Linked DNA regions of Homo sapiens: region 1 is linked to region 2. Evidence: read pairs that join two places in POLR2A ChIA-PET (ENCODE). Cell type or tissue: PC-9. All regions are shown on one strand. Each heading gives the region's core, and the rest is flanking DNA. Links, peaks and the distances in the headings are about the cores only.

The links. Peaks named below come from ENCODE experiments on the same cell type or tissue, not always from the same donor. Only the 100,000 strongest peaks of a DNase experiment are listed, where the experiment ranks them.
Region 1: POLR2A ChIA-PET joins it to region 2 with 6 read pairs; 1 of 35 experiments calls an interaction of 5 or more read pairs at or near these places.

Annotation. Positions count from the first base shown.
Region 1 is chr2:112,782,135-112,787,083 of GRCh38, forward strand. It overlaps IL1A (interleukin 1 alpha), which reads right to left and starts at 2,359. Exons shown (of 7, transcript NM_000575.5): 1 at 2,309-2,359; 2 at 1,590-1,644; 3 at 582-630. The coding sequence starts at 1,636. In PC-9, for the core only: no CTCF peak of the experiment used is centred there; a DNase peak (open chromatin) is centred at 2,347; H3K4me3 peaks cover 1,057 bases; H3K27ac peaks cover 1,766 bases.
Region 2 is chr2:113,152,376-113,157,324 of GRCh38, forward strand. No RefSeq gene overlaps it. Among named protein-coding and RNA genes, the nearest start is that of PSD4, 19 kb to the right of the region's middle. RefSeq lists a silencer at 4,687-4,949. In PC-9, for the core only: no CTCF peak of the experiment used is centred there; no DNase peak of the experiment used is centred there.

The sequences.
Region 1 (4,949 bases), core at 895-3,394, 370 kb before region 2:
GAGGTTAAAAATCTGCTTAACAATGCTCAAAATATTTTAGAAATACTCCTTTGGGGACAGCTTTTAAAGCCAGTACTGAAGACATACTAGGCAGTACTTATAGTGTCTATTTGTGGTCTCCAAACACAATAACACAGATTGATGAGTGGCTGTAGACTTCTCACTTTCAACTGGCTTGCTTCCTCTCTCTCAGCTTCATGTTTGGAGACTTTCTCTAACCTCTGATGCTGGTGTCAGAGAAGACAACCACAACACATCACGTTAGGAGACAGACACCTGGTGAAGCGGCCTGCGGGGCCTTTCTCAGGATGGCATAACTAACATCCTGATGAAGCCTGCCCCAGGAGACTCCAGTTCTCAGGGATTTGGGATGGTTCTGCTCTGTTCTGGGAGAAGCCAATGCACATCAACTATTAGTTTAGAGAGGCAGCTGGTCTCACTTATAATGAAAGACAGGTCTCTGGACCTCTAGTGAGGGTAAAACAAAAGTATTGAAGATTCAAGTCATTGCTGTTCTCTTTGGATGAAGAAACCACTGTGTAAGAATAGCAGTCCCATGAGAATTACAGTCATTTGCTTACCTGATTCAGAGACAGATGATCAATGGAGGAACTGTCTTCTTCATTTTCACTGTCAAAATAAGATGATGAGAATGTAATTGTTGTTATTTCAGTGTGGTCTCTGGCCAATGTACTTTAATGACCATGATAGTTGTGGGTCACACACATACACATGGCCATTACTGTCATCTTTGAAATTTAAGGACTTCTACACATACACATAGGTAGAGTAATTCATATCTTACTAATCTGGAATTAGTAGTCATCAAGACAGGCTTTGAGCTTTACCTGTGCTTTATCTGTAAAAATTGGACTTGGCTAACAAATTGAAGAGCTTTAATTGAAGTTCAGGGAAGAATGTTAAGCTCCTTTAGAGAAAAGAAAGGTTTTGAAGCACTTCCTTTTTATTTTAACCAAATAGATTATATGTTACACATTACTTTCATGTATTCACTAAAACAGATTTCATAATTTATACTTAGTAAAATATCCAGGCAAAATTTTGACAGCCTAGTTTGTGTTAGTATTTACTACAGATAATGGAAACATCATGTTAGTTTAATATGTTCCGTAATTTTATCTTTGTGTTCATTTACCTTTCTTCTACATCTGAGTGAGATTTGCCTGCATATGTGAGTTCACATGCCCAGCTTGCTGTGGAGCCATTTCCTGTTCCTGAATGAGATCAAGTTTTCCTGAGAATGGACCAGTAAAACCCATTCTTATATCAGGGCATGTGATCTCAACAGAGGCTGTGTCTAAGTTGATGCTGATATTCATGTAGGGCTCAGCAGACCTCAAAAATAATTTTTCTAAAATGGCGGTCTCCCTGCCAATGTAATCTCAGTTTAACATGCTGAATGCTTAGTTTTTCTGGGTCTTCTCTGAACCTGCTCTGACTTCAGGACTAGTACACATCTCTACAACCTCTGCCGGCCTGCCCCCATGCTGGCCACTGTTATGCCTAGCTGGATTCTGGTGAGCCTTGAAACCCTCATTAAATCACAAGAGATAAATCTTATTCCTTACCTGTAACAGTTCTTCAGGTCTTCAAACATGTCTGGAACTTTGGCCATCTTGACTTCTGCAACAGAGAACACCAGCCACCATCAGCTCAGCCAGCCTCTAATCCAGATATCTGTGAGGGGAGCCCCTCCTCTTTGTGCTTCCTGAAAACTTTGTTGAATGACTTAGTCCACATTCAGCATTTTCTCCATCTTCTAGCTCCTTTGAATTAGTTTGCTATGTACCTGTCTCCTTTATTAGATCGTAAACTTCTTTTAGAATGTTTTATTTATGTTGGTATTCCTTATGTGCCCAACCTAATGTATTGCCAGAACAGGCATTCAATCAATGAAAGTTTGAAGAGGTTACAAAAACACCACAAGAATAAGGTATTTGCCTTACACAGAGGTAAGAGAGAGACAGAGTTGGAAATTTTCAATTTTCTCCTAATAATTTTGGATAGTAGAGATTCCCTCCCATGAGAAGCCTCAGTTGTATTCACCCATGCCCTCATAGGAAACTAGTTCTGCTGTCCCTCAGTATAACGAATCAGTCCTTATCAGCAAAATGAGAGAATCATTTTCTGAAATCTGACTGTAATTCTAGGTCACATACCAAACCAGGGAGGGACAAGAAAAGAAAGGAGAGGCTGTAGCTTTAGAGAAGGCAATGTGAGAGAAAACAGCCAAAGAGAAAAACAACAACAGAAAATACTTTAATAGCCAGAGATGTGAGGACAATACCTTTGCTGACTCAAACGCCAATGAAATGACTCCCTCTCTGGCTGGCAGCTTAAGCCTGAGTCAGTCTTCTTCGCCTTTTGTAATTGTCTTAAGTAGGCGTGGCTACGTGGCTACAAGTGCGTCGTCAAAACGGGGAATTTACAGGGAAGAATTCAGTTTTGTATTTTTCTATGTTCATTCAACTCGATACTGGCTAAAATAGTGAAAGATGGCATAGCTGATATTATTGTTGTTTGCAGATATTCCAGAAGTTATTGATTTGGTTCATTTATTCACCCCTTTGCTTTATAAGATGACAAACATGTAGTCTTAGAAAAAGGGAAGCGCGGGAAACTTATCAAGTTTCTAGGAGGAAGGGAGAAATCGTGAAATCCGAAGTCAAGGGGCTAGATTTGGAGAGGAATTTATTAATAATAATAGTTCTAATAGTAGCTGTAGTTGTGTTCTGGCTGAATTTGTTGATTGTGCTCCAGGGTGAATTGGCAGAATACTTGGCAGCTCCTGGCAACTTTTGAGGGAAAATGAGCCATCTTTTCTGAAGAGGGAAGTTTGCTTGATTAAGGCATAAATCACCTCAGAGTTTGGGGTGACAAGCTCCTGGTTAGGGCAGGGTAGAGAAGAGAACAGTGGTATTTGAGCACAAAGAAGTCTTGATCCTCTTACTCTTCTGAATATTGTCAACACATTTCCTATAGAGGGGATGGAGCTTCAGGAGAGAACTCTCCACCCTGGCCCTGTTACAGTAAAGTAGCCCTCTACCAAGGACCAGAGAGAAGCCTGGTCTTCTGTAGGATATGCCCAAGGTGTGTCTTCTGTAGAAGAAGGTGTGTGCAAGCCCCGGGAGGTATGCGTAAGGCCTCAGCCAGAAGCCAGTGGCTAAGTTTGGGAATGGAGATTGGGAGAAAGGAAGGCATGGATTTTTACATATGAGCCTTCAATGGTGTTGCCTGGTTACTATTATTAAAGAATTTCTCAGCTTTTATAATTCCTGTGGCCAGCCTAGTTCAGGTGGTAGAACACCAGACTCTTAGCAAATGAATGTTTTGGGTTCCCAGTTGGAGTTTAAGCCATGTATATTTTAAATAGAGGAAATGAACTAGGTGTGATGGCATGCCCCTGTAGTCCCAGCTATTCAGGAGGCTGAGGCAGGACAATCACTTGAGGCCCAGAGTTTTAGTCCAGTGTGGGCAACATAGTGAAGCCCCCATCTCTAAAAAATAATAAACGCAAAAAAGCATGGATCTGGGAGGAAAGCAGCTTGTGTGAGTTGGATAAAGTATTCCCTCTGTTCCTGTTTAATTGTAAATAATGGGGTTGGTTAGGTGTCATAAGGTCTATTGCAGGTGCAAAATCTCTTATTCTGATTTAATGCCAGTCTAATTCTCCTGGTCATAGACCTGGTGCTATAATAGTTATAACAGGAGCCACAGAAATAACCACACTTGGATGTAAGCAATGTAAGTGTAGCACCAGACTAGGGTAGAAGCTTGGGTGTCTAAGGATGAATCCTGAAGCAACAGTGATGCCAGCCAACTGGCTACATTTCTGCTTACCTTGGTTCCTCTTTAGGCAACACAGAAATGTTAATCCTGATTAACCCTCTCCTCCTGAGAATCTTGTGAGGGCTATTGCTAAGGAACAATTGCAAAGCACATTGTGAATGTGAGCTGCTATGGAGATGCAACTAAACAAAAATAATGACAATGCTAATGATGGCTTCAGTCACTCAAGAACCTGTATAGTCATCATTATAATGCCTCAGTTCACCAAAGAAAATATAGTTCTTATGAAAATACTGGCTTGAAAGCTTCAACAGGGATAACATTTTCAGGTGAAGGCCACCATTGAAAGCCTGAAGATATTTAGCTTCTGGGAGCAATGCATACCATCTCTTTGGTAATCCAGGAAAAAAACCCTGGTTCCACCAACATAGGCAATACCTATCCTGGTCCCATCCTCACTCCTCTGTTGTAAATAATTCCCCAAAGGTGGTTGTTGAATTTTTCAAAGAGAACTTGGTTGAGAAACAGCTAACTTGGGTTAGAATATCACCCAACCTTTTCCTTCACATGATCTTCTTGTAAATTGATTTTTAAAGGAAAACTAGGGTGGGTGAGGTTCAGAGAGAGGTGGGTCCTTGCATTGTTTTGGGGAGCCCGCTTTTCTGGGACTGTGAACAACAGTCACCTCTTCTAGGGAAGGGACAGTGGAACGTACTGGGCAGGGCTCTACTGGGTAGATAGTGGAACATACTGGGCAGGCCTGTGGTGTGTGCGTTGGGAGCCATCCTGTGACAGGGACTTTGGGTGGCTTCAGGCACCCACCTCTCGACTCTGAGGAGGCCTCAGGAAACCCTTAATGAGTCACTGTCATCTAAATCATTTAGGAAAAAAAAATTATTGTGCACTTATCCTATGCCATGGGTTTTGCTAGGAATCAGCAGTTTTTCCCCATGATCCACAAAATCAGATATGCAAGGTGAGATGATCTATGTTGGTGGGTGACTGGATATGTTTTATAAGATTGGAGCTTGTGGGTCCAAAGAATCACTGTGATGCGTTTCATGTGACAATTGTTTTATAGTTTACCTGCACTATCTCACTGCCTCCTCACTGCACCTACAAGAATTAGCTGATACTAT
Region 2 (4,949 bases), core at 1,561-4,060:
TTGATAAATTGATCCTTTTGTCATTTTAATATGACCTTTTTTATTTCTGGTAATTTGCTTGTATTAAAGCCTACTTTGTCTAAAATTCATATTATATAGTATATTTTCCCTATACTTTTACTTTCAACTAGTCTGGGTTTTTATATTTAACGTGTGTCTTGTAAACACAGTATAGTTGGGTCTTGTTTTCTTAGCCTATTTGACAGGTCTATCTTTTATTTAGGGTATTTAGTGTAATTATTGATACATTTTCTATCTTGCTATTTGTTTTATGTGTCCTCCCTCTTCTTAATTTTTTCTTACTTCCCTGACCTCTCTTGGGTAAGCTATTTTTCAGTGATAATTTTTATATCTTCTACTGGATTTTAGTCTGAATTAATATTATAAAATATCATACACAACATAAAAATCTTACAATGTACTTCCATTTTTCTTCCCCTTCTGTGCTTTGTGCTTTTCTTGTTATACATCTTGCTTCTATAAATGCCACAAATCTCCCAAAATCTTACTATTTTTGCTTTAGTCAATGAACTTTTAAATAACTTAATACAAACGTGAAAAAGTATTTTATATTTATCCATATATTTATCATTCCCACTGCTCTTCATTGCTTCACTGTAGATTATAATTTTTATTTAATATCATTCCCTTTATCTTGAATAATTTATTTACTTTTCATATAATACTGTCGGATTTTATTTATTTGAAGATGTCTTACTTCCTATTTACAAATTTTTTAGGGGATAAAGTCACTGTAAGTTGCTAGCTTTTTTCCTTTTAGCACTTTAAAGATGATATTCCATTCTGGCTCGGCCTGGTGGCTTACGCCTGTAATCCCAGCACTTTGGGAGGCCGAGGCCGGGGGATCACTTGAGGCCAGGAGTCCGAGAGCAGCCTAACAGCATGGCGAAACCCTGTCTCTATCAAAAATATGAAAATTAGCCAGGCATGGTGGCGTGCACCTGTAATCGTAGCTACTTGGGAGGCTGAGGCAAGGTAATCACTTGAACCTGGGAGGCAGAGGTTGTAGTGAGCCGAGCTTGCACCACTGCACTCCAGCCTGGGAGACAGAGCAAGACTCCATCTCAAACAAACAAACAAACAAAACAACATTTTGTCCTCTGGCCTACATGGTTTCTGATGAAAAATTATCCGTCATTCCTGTATGCAATGTACATTTTTTTATTTGGTTGCTTTTAAGAGTTTTATCTTTATCTCTGTTAAGTCAGTAACTGTGAAAGGGTCTGAGTTTTTATTCTGCTTGCAAGCTAACTAGATAACCCATCACAATTTCATAGATTCTAATAGAAGATGGTGGAAGACAATTTATTACTCACAGCAGCAGTAATACACAGACTCCTTGAGCCCCACTTTTTTTTTTCTTTTTTTTTTGAGACAGAGTCTCGCTGTGTCGCCCAGGCTGGAGTGCAAAGGCGCGATCTCGGCTCAATGCAAGCTCCACTTCCCGGGTTCAAACAATTCTCCTGCCTCAGCCTCCAGAGTAGCTGGGATTACAGGCGCCCGCCACCACGCCCGGCCTTGAGCCCCACTTTCTACAGGGACTTGTGATGAGCTCCATATGTTACCTGAACACATAGTGAAGCACATTACGAAAAGGGACCCTGGTCGGGCGCGGCGGCTCACGCCTGTCATCCCAGCACTTTGGGAGGCCGAGGCGGGCGGATCACGAGGTCAGGAGATTGAGACCATCCTGGCTAACACGGTGAAACCCCGTCTCTACTAAAAATACAAAAAATTAGCCAGGCATGGTGGCGTGCACCTGTAATCGTAGCTACTTGGGAGGCTGAGGCAAGGGAATCACTTGAACCTGGGAGGCAGAGGTTGCAGTGAGCCGAGATGGTGCCACTGCACTCCAGCCTGGGTGACAGAGCGAGACTCCGTCTTAAAAAAAAAAAAAAAAAAAAGGGACCCTAATATTAGGAGGCCCTGAACTTACACAGGGGCTGTTGGCAAACCTGCCCAGGCTTCCCCCTGGAGGGCAAAAGTTGGGATGTCTCTTCATTCTGGGGTAATAAAGATACAGATATCGCCTTCATTGATGTGGATTTATTTATATTCCTTTTGGCACTTTATTTAAAAAATGGTTATATTTCTGCTGAAATGCCTGGTTTCTTTACCCGTTATATCTATATTTTGCTGAAAGTGTTTTTTAACCATATTTATCATAGTTTTTCTTTTTAATTCCTTGTCTTTTGATCCCAATATCTTGGTCACCTGTGGGTCTATTTCGATTGATTTTTTTCTCTTGACTATGGCTCACATTTTCCTGCTTTTTTGAATGTCTAATAATTTTTTGTCATATGATGAACATTGTGAATGATACATTGTAGATGCTCTGCATTCTATTTTCCTTTGAAGAGTGTCAAGTTTTGTTCTAACAGTAAGTTAAATTATTGAAAACTCACCTTGGTTTTGTGGAGATTTGGTTTTGTGCTTTGTTTGGATGAATTTCTTTTGGTTTTGTCCCTAATTCTAGGGTATATCCCTTAATGCTGGGATGCAGTCTTTCCTGCTAAGGGGTGGTCATTCTAGGGTTTCAGTGGAAAGCACAATAGAACCAAGTCCCTCTCAGATGGTGGAACTTTCCCAGAGACGGTAACTAACTGCTCAGATCTCTGCTCACTATTGATCTCCTTCAGGTTATCTAGATTCTTCCTCCTTGCATTGTTCATTCAGGAATCTGCCAAGAGTTTAAAGGAGTTTGCATGTAGTTGTTGGGCTTCTGTTCTTTGTGGCTCCCTCCTTCAGGATTTCCCCCCTCAAAGACATCCCACTCAGCCTCCCAAGTTTACAATTTACAAGTGTACCTCACACTACTGCTTATATTCCCTGCTAGCTGCAAGCTCTTGGAGTTTTCAGTTCATTGTTTTAACCAGTGCTTGGCATATATACAGTAGGTGAATACTGAAGTGAATATTTGTAGAGTGAAGAAATGAACTAATAAGTTATAGGATTATTAAACCTAGCATCAGATCCCCATCTAAAAAGATTAAGCAGTAGTGTTGCACATTGATTTAGAGCAAGGGTCCCCAATCCCCTGTTCATGGCCTGTTAGGACCATGTTGGGGGTGGGGGATTGAGAGCAAAGCTTCATCTGCATTTACAGGCACTCCCCATTGCTTGTATTACCACCTGAGCTCCACCTCCTGTCAGATCAGCTGCGGCATTAGATTCTCATGGGAGTGCAAACACTATCGTGAACTGTGTGTGCGAAGGATCTATGTTGTGCATTCCTTATGAGAATCTAGTGCTTGATGATGTGTCGCCGTCTCCTATCACCCCTAGATGGGATTGTCTAGTTTCAGGAAAACAAGCTTAGTGCTCCCACTGATTCTACATTATGGTGAGTTATAAAATCATTTCATTATATATTACAATGTAATAATAACAGAAATAAAGTGCACACAATAAATGTAAGGTGCTTGAATCATCCTGAAACACCATCCACTCCCACCTCCCCTATCTGTGGAAGAATTGCCTTCCACAGAAACCAGTCCCTCCCTGGTGCCAAAAAGGTTGCAGACTGCTGATTTAGAGCATGGTCTTTGGGTCTTGCCTGATTGCCTGTCCGTGCGTCCTTGATCAGGTTACTCAGCCTCTCTGTGCCTCAGTTTCCTCATGAGGTGTAAAGCTTCCTAACTCATAGGGTTGCCGTGAGGATTAAATGTTTTAGGACAGCTTATTGCCTAGCACTCAATAAATATTAGGTGTTATCATGGTTGTTGCTGCTTGTAGAGAGCCTGGTCAGCTTCATTTTAGCAGCATCAAATCAAGAAATGGACCTCTCTAGGTTGCCAATTCCTAGGGGAGCTAAAATGTTCACTAGATATTGTGAATAAATGTGAACTTTCAAGAGCCAATTCTTCAAGATGGATCCTGAGTGGCTAACTCGGCCTAAATCTGTTTTATTTTATTTTATTTTTCCGTTTTTACATGTCAAATAACTGGACTGTATTGGTCTAAATTCAAAATAGAGCCAAGTGGTCACTTGCTGACTAAAGGTCACATATGCTGAGCTCTCTGGAAACCAGCACCTTCTTGTTTCTGGGATTTTCAGAGCTCACCTGAACCAACCAATCAGAGCTCACCTGCCTTGGCCAATCAGGGCTCAGCTGTATCACCCAGTCAGGACTCAGATGTATTGATCGATCAGAAGTTGGCCTTGTAAAGCAATCAGAACTAAGCAAATTTCAAACCTTCATTTGCACAGGAAACCTGTGTGGGACCATTTGCTATGAAACCCGAGCCTTCCCTTTGTTCTTTGGAAGGGCACCTTTGTTTTACAATAAAGGTTGTGCCTCTCCAGTTTACAAACTGCTTACTGGAAGATTCCTTCTGGAGAACTTTTATTCACAATATACAGGAAATATGGAATCATTTAACTCAAAATGTCATTATACGGTGCCTTACATAGTTACAGAAATAGAAACCAGATAGTGCCATCAAGGGTGATATTGAAAAATAATAGCGTCTCGCCAATGACAACCTGTTCTGAGCTTATGTTTGCTAAAATAGATTGAGTGTAAAATCACAGCTATTTGCTTCTGTGCCACCAATCCCCAAACCAACTAGTGAATGTTCACCGTAAGCCAACAGTTACAGACAGGTGAAATTTGGAAATCAAATAATGCAACTTTTTCTTGTGCCCAGTGAATGGTAAATGAACAAGGGGTTTGTAGGGACTCCAGACAGTCCCTGTCAAGGCTCACGCGTATCTGGGGCGGGCCTCAGTTTCCGGTTCAGGTACTGGAAAAATAACCGGAGGGCTTTGCAGAGCCTGCGGCCCGGTAGCGCACAGGCCAGACGACGGCGCCGTGCGGGGCGCGCAGGAGGTACCCGGCCTGCCCGGCGGCCCAGCCCGGCGCCACAGCGGTCAGACCAGTCCCACAGCTTCGCCCCCGCCACCCCCAACCCCGGCCCGGCCTCAG